2 separate regions of the Homo sapiens genome follow, and region 2 is linked to region 1. A link is an interaction called in ENCODE POLR2A ChIA-PET data of the cell type or tissue named here. Cell type or tissue: OCI-LY7. All regions are shown on one strand.

Region 1 (5,000 bases):
CCAGAAAGCTCCTAGAACTGATAAAATAATTCAGCAAAGTTTCCAGATACAAGATGAATGCACACAAATCAGTAACTCTTCTATACACCAACAGCAACCAAATGGAGAATCAAATCAAGAACTCAACCCCTTGTACAATAGATGCAAAAATGGCCTAATACAACCCCTATTTATTGCCATATAAAACGTACTCTCAAGATGGATTAAAGACTTAAATATAAAACTTAAAACTATAAAACTACTAAAAGAAAACATAAGGGAGACACTTCAAGACATGGCTTTGGGCAAAGATTTTATGGCCAAGACCTCAAAAGCACAGGCAACAAAAGCAAAAATAGACAAATGGGACTATATTAAGCTAAAATACATCTGCACAGTAAAGGAAACAATCAACACAGTGAAGAGACAAGCTGTTGAATGCGAGAAAATATTTGCATACATTTGACAAGGAATTAATCTCCAGAATATATAAGAAACTCAAACAACTCAACAGTGGAAAAACAAATAATCTCATTAAAAAATTGGCAAAGGATATTTTTCAAAAGAAGACATACAAATGCACAATGGGTATGGGGAAATTGCTCAACATTACTAATCATCAGAGAAATGCAAATCAAAACCACAATGAGATATCATCTTATGCCAGTTAGAATCATCATGATTTAAATAAATTAATAAATAAATAACACATGCTGGCAAGGATGTGAAGGAAAAGGCACTCGTAGGCACTATTGGTAAGCATGCAAATTAGTATAGCCACTATGGAAAACAATATGTAGATTTACCAAAAAGCTAAAAATTGAACTATCATAAGATCCAGCAATCTTATTACTGGGTATTTATCCAAAGGAAAAGAATTCAGAATAATAAACAGATACTGGTACCACACTGTTTATTGCAGCACGATTCACATTAGCAAAGATATGGAATCAACCTAAGTGTCCATCAATGGATGAATGAAGAAAATGTGGTGTATACACACAATTGAATATTATTCAACCATACAAATATAAAATCATTTCATTTGCAGCAACATGGATGAAACTGGAAGTCATTATGTTAAACGAAATAAGCCAGGCATAGAAAGACAAATTTTGCATGTTCTCACTGATATGTGGGAGCTAAAAAAGTTAATATCATGTAGGTAGAGAGTAGAATGACAGAAACCAGAGGTAGAGAAAGGTGTGTACGTTATGGGAGGAAGGGAGACGAAGAGAAGTTGGTTAATGGAAACAGGCAGTTAGATAGAAGGAATATGTTCTGATGTTCAATAGCAAAGTAGGGTGATTATAGTTAAAAACAATATATTGTATATTTCAAAATAGTAGAAGAAAGGTCTTGAAATGTTCCTAACACATAGAAACGATAAATACTTGAGGTGATGAATACCCCAAATACCTGACTTGATCATTATACATTATATGCATGTAACAAAATGTCACATGTACCTGATACATATAAACACGTCATATATCAATAAAAGAAAGTCGATCTCATATTGGTTGAGGCCTGATTGTAAGTAAATCTTTGTCCCTCCAGACATTTCCCTGTACTGTCTTGCTGTGAGGAGCTTCTTTTACTGCTATTTCTTATATTCCAACACCATTTTAGCCCTTTTTTGTCCTCCCCATATTTTTACCTCGGTTTTTACTGTTTATATAGCACACTTTGTGCTATAGTTTACCTCAGTTTTTACTATTTATAAAGCACATTTTGCCCCAAACTTCTCTCTTAACAAGCTAGAATATAAGTGAATGCAAGAGCATAGAGACAGGGTCATTCCTATTTTCATATTTGAGGTATAAACCAAGGAGATTTACATACACATATATATTTTTAAATCTGCAAATAAATGGTTTTATTCTGACATTAAAAAAGAAAATACTTAATATCATTAATGAATGATCGTTTTACCACAGCGTAGGTCATTGAATTTGAACTTAACCTTCACTTTCAAACAAGTACTTTGTATTTTATTGATCTCTATTTTCCTGGAACAACATGGGGGCTATGTTTAGCGTGAGGACAAAGTATCACAACTTTCACCTGAAAGAAAAGATGAGCTACCATGGTACATATAACAATGAGGTGGTTAAAACTCTAAGTCGTCATCTGGCAACACTGCCAATTTACTAAAAATCACTATTTCAAAGAAGTATAGAATAGATATCAGCCAAAATAAGGATCTCTTTCTCTGCCTCTCTCTCGCTCTCTCTCTCTCTCTCCCCCATCTCTCTCTGTCTCTCTCTCTATATATATGTATACACACATATATACATATTATACACATATGGAGAAATTTCACTATTTTGTATATGCTTAAAAATTACAGACTTTGGAAGTCATATGACTATTTCAGTGTGTGTGGCTACTAATCTCACCCTCCTGTTCCAAAACACAGTTGCAGAAGCAGAGGAAGTCATTATACACTTAGAACATCATTTTATAAGGCAGCAGGTCTGGTAGGAAGGAGATTAGGTGCTACTTGTGACAAAGGTCAGCAAATATTTGTGTTCCCAGCACTTTTCTAGATCCTCAGTTAAAATCAAAGCAGCTGCAGTCTTGGCAGTGGGAGGTGATACTCACACTTTGAACAAGACCACCTGCACTACCTACAATGGCAGCTCCAAATATTTTATATGAAAGGGGCCTAGACATAGCATGCTGAATGAAAAGGAAGTGAGTAGACTAGTGCTTTCCTTGAAGCTGTGCAACCAAGCATAGTTTTTACATAGATCGTGTGTTTCACATGGTGTGATAACAGCTTGAGATGCCATTGACATGGCCCACCGGCTTATCCACATCAGTAATTAGGGCAAAGAAATCCTAATTACTATGCATCCCGTGATTGAAGTAACATTGATGTATACATATTTTTTCCTATTATTTCTCTTTTTGTGTTTAAAAATGCAATTATGGACTCATTCAAAGTGAAAGCTGGTATGACAATACATGAGCTAACTTCCTCATTTTATGAATAAATTTTATAAAGAAATAAGCTAATACCTACAGAGTGTTTATTAAATGCTAGGCACAGTTCTGAGTGATTTACAACTGGTATTTCTTTTAATTTTCACAACATTATTACAGGTAGATTTTATATATGGAGAAACTGAGGCACAGAGATGCTATGTAATAAATCTCAACATTACCCAGGTGATGGTGGAGTTGGAATTCCAAATCATGCAGTCTGACTTTAGCTGTAGACAGCAAGATAGTAAGTAAAGGAATGGAGCAACAAATTGATGGATCTTTTTGCTTTTGCTTGTTTGTTTGAAACAGGGTCTCACTCTGTCACCCCGGCTGGAGTGCAATGGTGCAATCTTGCTCACTGAAGCCTCACTAGAACGCCTGGATTCAATTGATCCTCCTGCTTTAGCCTCTCAGGTAGCTAGGACTACAGGTGTGAGCCTCCATGGCCAGCTAGAGAAATTTTTTAAATTTCTGTAGAAACAGGGTCTCCCTATGTTCCCCAGGCTGGTATCCAACTCTTGGTCTCAAACAATTCTCCCACCTCAGCCTTGAAAAGTGTTGAGATTACAGGTGTGAATCACCATGCTGGGCCTTGATGGATCTTTAAAAGTGGTGGGGGGTAGGAGAAAAAGAGGAAGAACAAAAACAGTATCACGAAAGATAAACATCGTTAGGTCTCGGGAAGGATGGGATCCTTTTCATTTTGCTCTAGAGAAAAGCCATTTGGAAAACTTCTGTGTTAACAAAAAACAGCCGAGTAGCCTAGTATTAAACTTTAGAGCAGTTGTTCTTTACGGCAATTACAGGGGCCTTCAGGAAGCTGATGGAAGTGTGAAGTCCTCTTCTCAGAGAAAAGTACTTCTATATACGTGCACCTAATTTTTAGATATAATTTCTGAAGGTTTAGAAACTCCTTGAGTTCACTTATATCAAAGTCCTCACCTTTAGAACTCCTGTCCTAGAAGAGTGGACTCATTATTATAATTTCTTCCATAACCACTTTGACTCTAGTTTTCTGAATTCTTCCCTGTGCCACTTGTACCATGTAATTCAGAGGTGTAGTGTCAAGACTGAGGAGGAAGCAGGTAAATTATGTCCAGCAATACGTTGGCTTAGGCAAAAACAAATTGTTTCTAGTCCATTTTAAGAGGGAAGCATTTATTTAGGGACTACATCGCTCAAGTCTTTACAATTCTTAAATTAACTTTCATTATGTGTGACAACATTTATTAAACTTTTTTAATGATCCTAAATATCCTTAACATGTTAATTTCTCCAGAGTTTGTAATGTTCTGAGCAAGTGTGTGCAGAAGAAATGATTGTAGTAAGACCTGGGCAAAGGAGAGAGTAAACATTTTTCCCCCACATTTGGGCAAAACTTTCCATCCTGGGTCACACCACAGTCTAATTTCCCTCCTCTCCTCTCCCTCAACTGGTAACAGTGCTTCTTCCAAAACATACCTGACTACTTAGTACTTCCCACTACTGTGGATAGAATTTCAGTGACTCCTCATTCATTGTTCATACCCTGGAGACAAAACTCCTTAAGGCTATTAACTCCCCCTGAGCTTCACAATCTAGTCCCTGCAGGTCTCTCCCATCTTCTCTCATACTCCTCTCCTTTTCCCTCTCTGAGCCCCGCTCAGATCTTCGAACAGAGAACACTTCTGCATCTTGGCATATATAGTTCTCTCACATAGAACGCTTTCTCCCCTTTAGCTATTTATCCTTCAAGTGTCAGCTCAAACATCTCATCATTAGAGAGGTTTTTCCCAAACCTCTAGGTAACTAGGTTAGAAACCACTCCCCATTCCACGGTACACTGTATAGTCTTAGGACACCTGGTTCCCTTAGTCTCACACTCATCACATTTGACTGTATTGTATGTTCAATGTCTACCTTCTACAAATTTGTCAATTCTTGAAGATTAAGAATCAGTTCTGTATTCTTAACTCTATCTCCCTCGCCTCTCAGTGCCTGATACCTAATAGACACTTGATGAATCCTTACTGAATAATAAAATGGAT
Region 2 (5,000 bases), 82 kb before region 1:
CATTTCCATCCCCAGGGTAATTTTAGGGTCAGAACCTTACAGCCAAGACAATCTAAATATTTCAAGTTACCTTTGGAGAGAGAATATTGTGCTTTCTCTCCACTTAAATTTACCTTAAAATTCTAATAAATCCATGAATTCTTTGAGAGCAACTTTTAGTTTCAGTGGCCAGCCACCTGTTTGTGATAATATAACAAAATGTTGGAATGTAGGCTTATAGGGGTATACTCTGATTTCATTTGCATTAATCTGCAAATTCATACAGTGGTCAGTGTTATTTATACCTAGAATGGCTTTTGAATGTACTGAAACTTCTAGTTACAGAGTTGTAATCATTATTTGTGCCCTTAATTTAAGGATTCTCAAGAATTTGCATAAATGGACACCCAATACAATAGAATATGTTTCTTATCGTTATTCATCATGATAAGTGCTTATGTAAACATGTGAATCGTGAAACAAAATAAATGATCAGATGATTACTAGAATTTGATAGTATAACCACCTGGGTTATATAACTTTTAATGTCTCTACCAATTATATACAATATCAGTCTTTACATCACCATCTGGAATGTTAAAAAAAAAAAAAAAGCCCAACTGCTTTATGTTTGGGGTGGAGTAACCAAAGTAAATAACCACTTACAGTAATGTGTGTTAAAATTTATATTCAATAATTATAAATTTATGCTTACATCATTAAATCTATCTTTAATGTCATTACCACTTTCAATCCAAAGTCCAGAATACACATTTAAAGTATTTTTAGTCAATAACTGTTGTTAACTATTGAACTTAATGGAGTTAAATCTGTTTGTCCAAAGACTACATAGGCCCAGAAGAGATCCACAGTAATGGTCAGTTGAAATATCTTATTGGGTTCATTAATGCATGAATGGCTGACATTTCAGTTTTTTTTATGTTTTTATTTTTTATTTTTTGTTAAGCTAGCAGTGTTATCTTCATCTTATACAATTTCTTTATTCATTGTGTTGCATTTTTCATGTTGCACCCTTAAATTCATATGTATAACATGTCATGCAAAAAACAACTTTTAGAAAAAAAAATTTTATACACGTTTATGTATCAGAAGATGATGGTGAGTAGTACTGGATTAGTCATTGTCAGTCATACCTTAAATTTCCACAACTCTTCTTGTAAGGCTGGGTTTTTAAAATCAACATTTTAAATATTGATATAATGTTTTATAATGTTCCGGGCTTTCTTTAATTCTCTGTTTTTCTTCTCCTTACAGTTTGTAGATAAAGTTGGAGAAAGCAACAATATGGTATAACAACAAGTGAATTTGAAGACTCATTTAAAATATTGTGTTATTTATAAAGTCATTTGAAGAATATTCAGCACAAAATTAAATTACATGAAATAGCTTGTAATGTTCTTTACAGGAGTTTAAAACGTATAGCCTACAAAGTACCAGCAGCAAATTAGCAAAGAAGCAGTGAAAACAGGCTTCTACTCAAGTGAACTAAGAAGAAGTCAGCAAGCAAACTGAGAGAGGTGAAATCCATGTTAATGATGCTTAAGAAACTCTTGAAGGCTATTTGTGTTGTTTTTCCACAATGTGCGAAACTCAGCCATCCTTAGAGAACTGTGGTGCCTGTTTCTTTTCTTTTTATTTTGAAGGCTCAGGAGCATCCATAGGCATTTGCTTTTTAGAAATGTCCACTGCAATGGCAAAAATATTTCCAGTTGCACTGTATCTCTGGAAGTGATGCATGAATTCGATTGGATTGTGTCATTTTAAAGTATTAAAACCAAGGAAACCCCAATTTTGATGTATGGATTACTTTTTTTTGTAAACATGGTTAAAATAAAACTTTTGTGGTTCTTCTGAATCTTAATATTTCAAAGCCAGGTGAAAATCTGAACTAGATATTCTTTGTTGGAATATGCAAAGGTCATTCTTTACTAACTTTTAGTTACTAAATTATAGCTAAGTTTTGTCAGCAGCATACTCCGGAAAGTCTCATACTTCTTGGGAGTCTGCCCTCCTAAGTATCTGTCTATATCATTCATTACGTGTAAGTATTTAACAAAAAAGCATTCTTGACCATGAATGAAGTAGTTTGTTTCATAGCTTGTCTCATTGAATAGTATTATTGAAGATACTAAATGATGCAAACCAAATGGATTTTTTCCATGTCATGATGTAATTTTTCTTTCTTCTTTCTTTTTTTTAAATTTTAGCAGTGGCTTATTATTTGTTTTTCATAAATTAAAATAACTTTTGATAATGTTTACTTTAAGACATGTAACATGTTAAAAGGTTAAACTTATGGCTATTTTTAAAGGGCTATTCATTTAATCTGAGTTTTCCCTTATTTTCAGCTTTTTCCTAGCATATAATAGTCATTAAGCATGACATATCCTTCATATGATCACTCATCTTGAGTTAATTAGAAAATACCTGAGTTCACGTGCTAAAGTCATTTCACTGTAATAAACTGACTGTGGTTTCTTAAGAACATGACACTAAAAAAAAAGTGTTTTTTTTCCACCGTTGCTGATTATTAGACAGTAGGAAATAGCTGTTTTCTTTAGTTTTACAAGATGTGACAGCTTTAGTGGTAGATGTAGGGAAACATTTCAACAGCCATAGTACTATTTGTTTTACCACTGATTGCACTGTTTTGTTTTTTTAACAGTTGCAAAGCTTTTTAATGCATAAAAGTATAATTGAAATCTGTGGTATTTATTTACAAACATGTCTACAAAAATAGATTACAGCTTATTTTATTTTTAGTTAAATCTCTTAATACACAGAGAACTCCCAATCTTGCTCATCTAAATAAGGAAAGACTTGGTGTATAGTGTGATGGTTTAGTCTTAAGGATTAAGACATTTTTGGTACTTGCATTTGACTTACGATGTATCTGTGAAAATGGGATGATATTGACAAATGGAGACTCCTACCTCAATAGTTAATGGAATAATAAGAGGCTACTGTTGTGTCTAATGTTCTTCAAAAAAGTAATATCCTCACTTGGAGAGTGTCAAATACATACTTTGAGGATTGACTTTATATAAGGTGCCCTGTAGAACTCTGTTACACATATTTTTGACCCATATTATTTACAATGTCTTGATAATTCTACCTTTTTAGAGCAAGAATAGTATCTGCTAATGTAAGGGACATCTGTATTTAACTCCTTTGTAGACATGAATTTCTATCAAAATGTTCTTTGCACTGTAACAGAGATTCCTTTTTTCAATAATCTTAATTCAAAAGCATTATTAGACTTGAAAGGGTTTGATAATCTCCCAGTCCTTAGTAAAGATTGAGAGAGGCTGGAGCAGTTTTCAGTTTTAAATGAGTCTGCAGTTAATATCAAATGTGAGTTTGGGACTGCCTGGCAACATTTATATTTCTTATTCAGAACCCTTGATGAGACTATTTTTAAACATACTAGTCTGCTGATAGAAAGCACTATACATCCTATTGTTTCTTTCTTTCCAAAATCAGCCTTCTGTCTGTAACAAAAATGTACTTTATAGAGATGGAGGAAAAGGTCTAATACTACATAGCCTTAAGTGTTTCTGTCATTGTTCAAGTGTATTTTCTGTAACAGAAACATATTTGGAATGTTTTTCTTTTCCCCTTATAAATTGTAATTCCTGAAATACTGCTGCTTTAAAAAGTCCCACTGTCAGATTATATTATCTAACAATTGAATATTGTAAATATACTTGTCTTACCTCTCAATAAAAGGGTACTTTTCTATTAATTGGTGGTCAAGTATATCTGTGTTATGAAGTTCTAAAAGCTAATTTAGCATTGCAAAATAACCTCATTTTTAAAAAATTAGCCTTATATGCAGTGTTCTATTTATCAAATGATCTTCACATCTTTCATTTCCAAATTGTTGAAATGTACTAATGAATACAAATAGACTTCAAGTAAGCAAAAATGTTCTTAATTTTGAAAACTGTAAAATAAAGTCACTTACCTTGGGCAATATGCTATTTTTTAAAAATCAGACTCCCAGTTTGTATATTATGTTATTCAATAGACATTTTCTGAGTACCCCTTGAATACTAAAAGTCCTGTGTTGAATGTGGGAGACCCAGGAGAACAAGATATGTGCCATCTGCTCATTAAGTGCTTAGAATGTTAACATTGCTTTTAAATTCTTAGCCGTATTTCCACATAACTTGTCCTGACTTACACTGCAAACAAATGGTGGTAGAAGAATTTGCAGTCGAAACACCCCAACCTCTTATTTTTCTCCCAGTCAAGAGTTACTAGAACTATTCAACCTTCAGCTGTGTTGAATAGTTTTAGTAACTCTTGACTGGGAGAAAAGCTGTGTGATTGGTTCGCATTTTCAAAAGATGTCTGGAGGAAAAAAAATAATACCAGCTTTAACTCTGGGAGGTTTGTTTTGAGATGTAATTTCTTTTGCAAGTCTGTATATGTATTCAACTTAATGTAGCGTATGTTTTTGGTTTCTTTGTGGCAGGGGGAAGAGAATTGTTTTTAATGTAGGCCTAGGGATTTAGAACTGTCACTGCTATTTGTGTTGTCTGGAAGCCTGCCACCAAATCTGTATTGCCACAGGCAGTTGGGGTAGTTTTCTGAAAGCTGCTATGATTGCTACCATTAATTGCAAAGTTTAAAAAGCGGTGAGGGAATTTAGAAATTAGAGGAGAAATGCTTATATATTTTTTCTCAGGATGGAAAGGATCTTAAGTTTTTCTCACCTAAATAAGACCACAACACCTACATTGTTTTAACTGTAAATTTTATTAAGGCCGAAAAAAAACACTGGCCAAGTCTACCACTTAACATACCCAGTAAGTATTTGTTGAATTCACTAATTAAGCTGCAAATCCAGACTATTGTTGGGTAAACGGGAAGTCTTGAATCTGTTATTAAATATCCAGCATATTTCTCTAATCTTGACCTGAGCCAAAAGGCCCCAACCTCAGTTCTTCTGTTACCTGTATCCATGTAGGAGATTGGACACTAGCAGCATGCCC

The links. Peaks named below come from ENCODE experiments on the same cell type or tissue, not always from the same donor. Only the 100,000 strongest peaks of a DNase experiment are listed, where the experiment ranks them.
Region 2: POLR2A ChIA-PET joins it to region 1 with 5 read pairs; 4 of 35 experiments call an interaction of 5 or more read pairs at or near these places.

The regions. Positions count from the first base shown.
Region 1 is chr12:21,596,863-21,601,862 of GRCh38, forward strand. The region is part of intron 1 of GYS2 (glycogen synthase 2); the gene reads right to left. Among named protein-coding and RNA genes, the nearest start is that of GYS2, 5.5 kb to the right of the region's middle. In OCI-LY7, no CTCF peak of the experiment used is centred here; a DNase peak (open chromatin) is centred at 2,689; H3K4me3 peaks cover 875 bases; H3K27ac peaks cover 1,252 bases.
Region 2 is chr12:21,514,415-21,519,414 of GRCh38, forward strand. GOLT1B (golgi transport 1B) reads left to right here. Exons shown (of 5, transcript NM_016072.5): 5 at 1,255-3,994. The coding sequence ends at 1,293. Among named protein-coding and RNA genes, the nearest start is that of SPX, 9.4 kb to the right of the region's middle. In OCI-LY7, no CTCF peak of the experiment used is centred here; no DNase peak of the experiment used is centred here.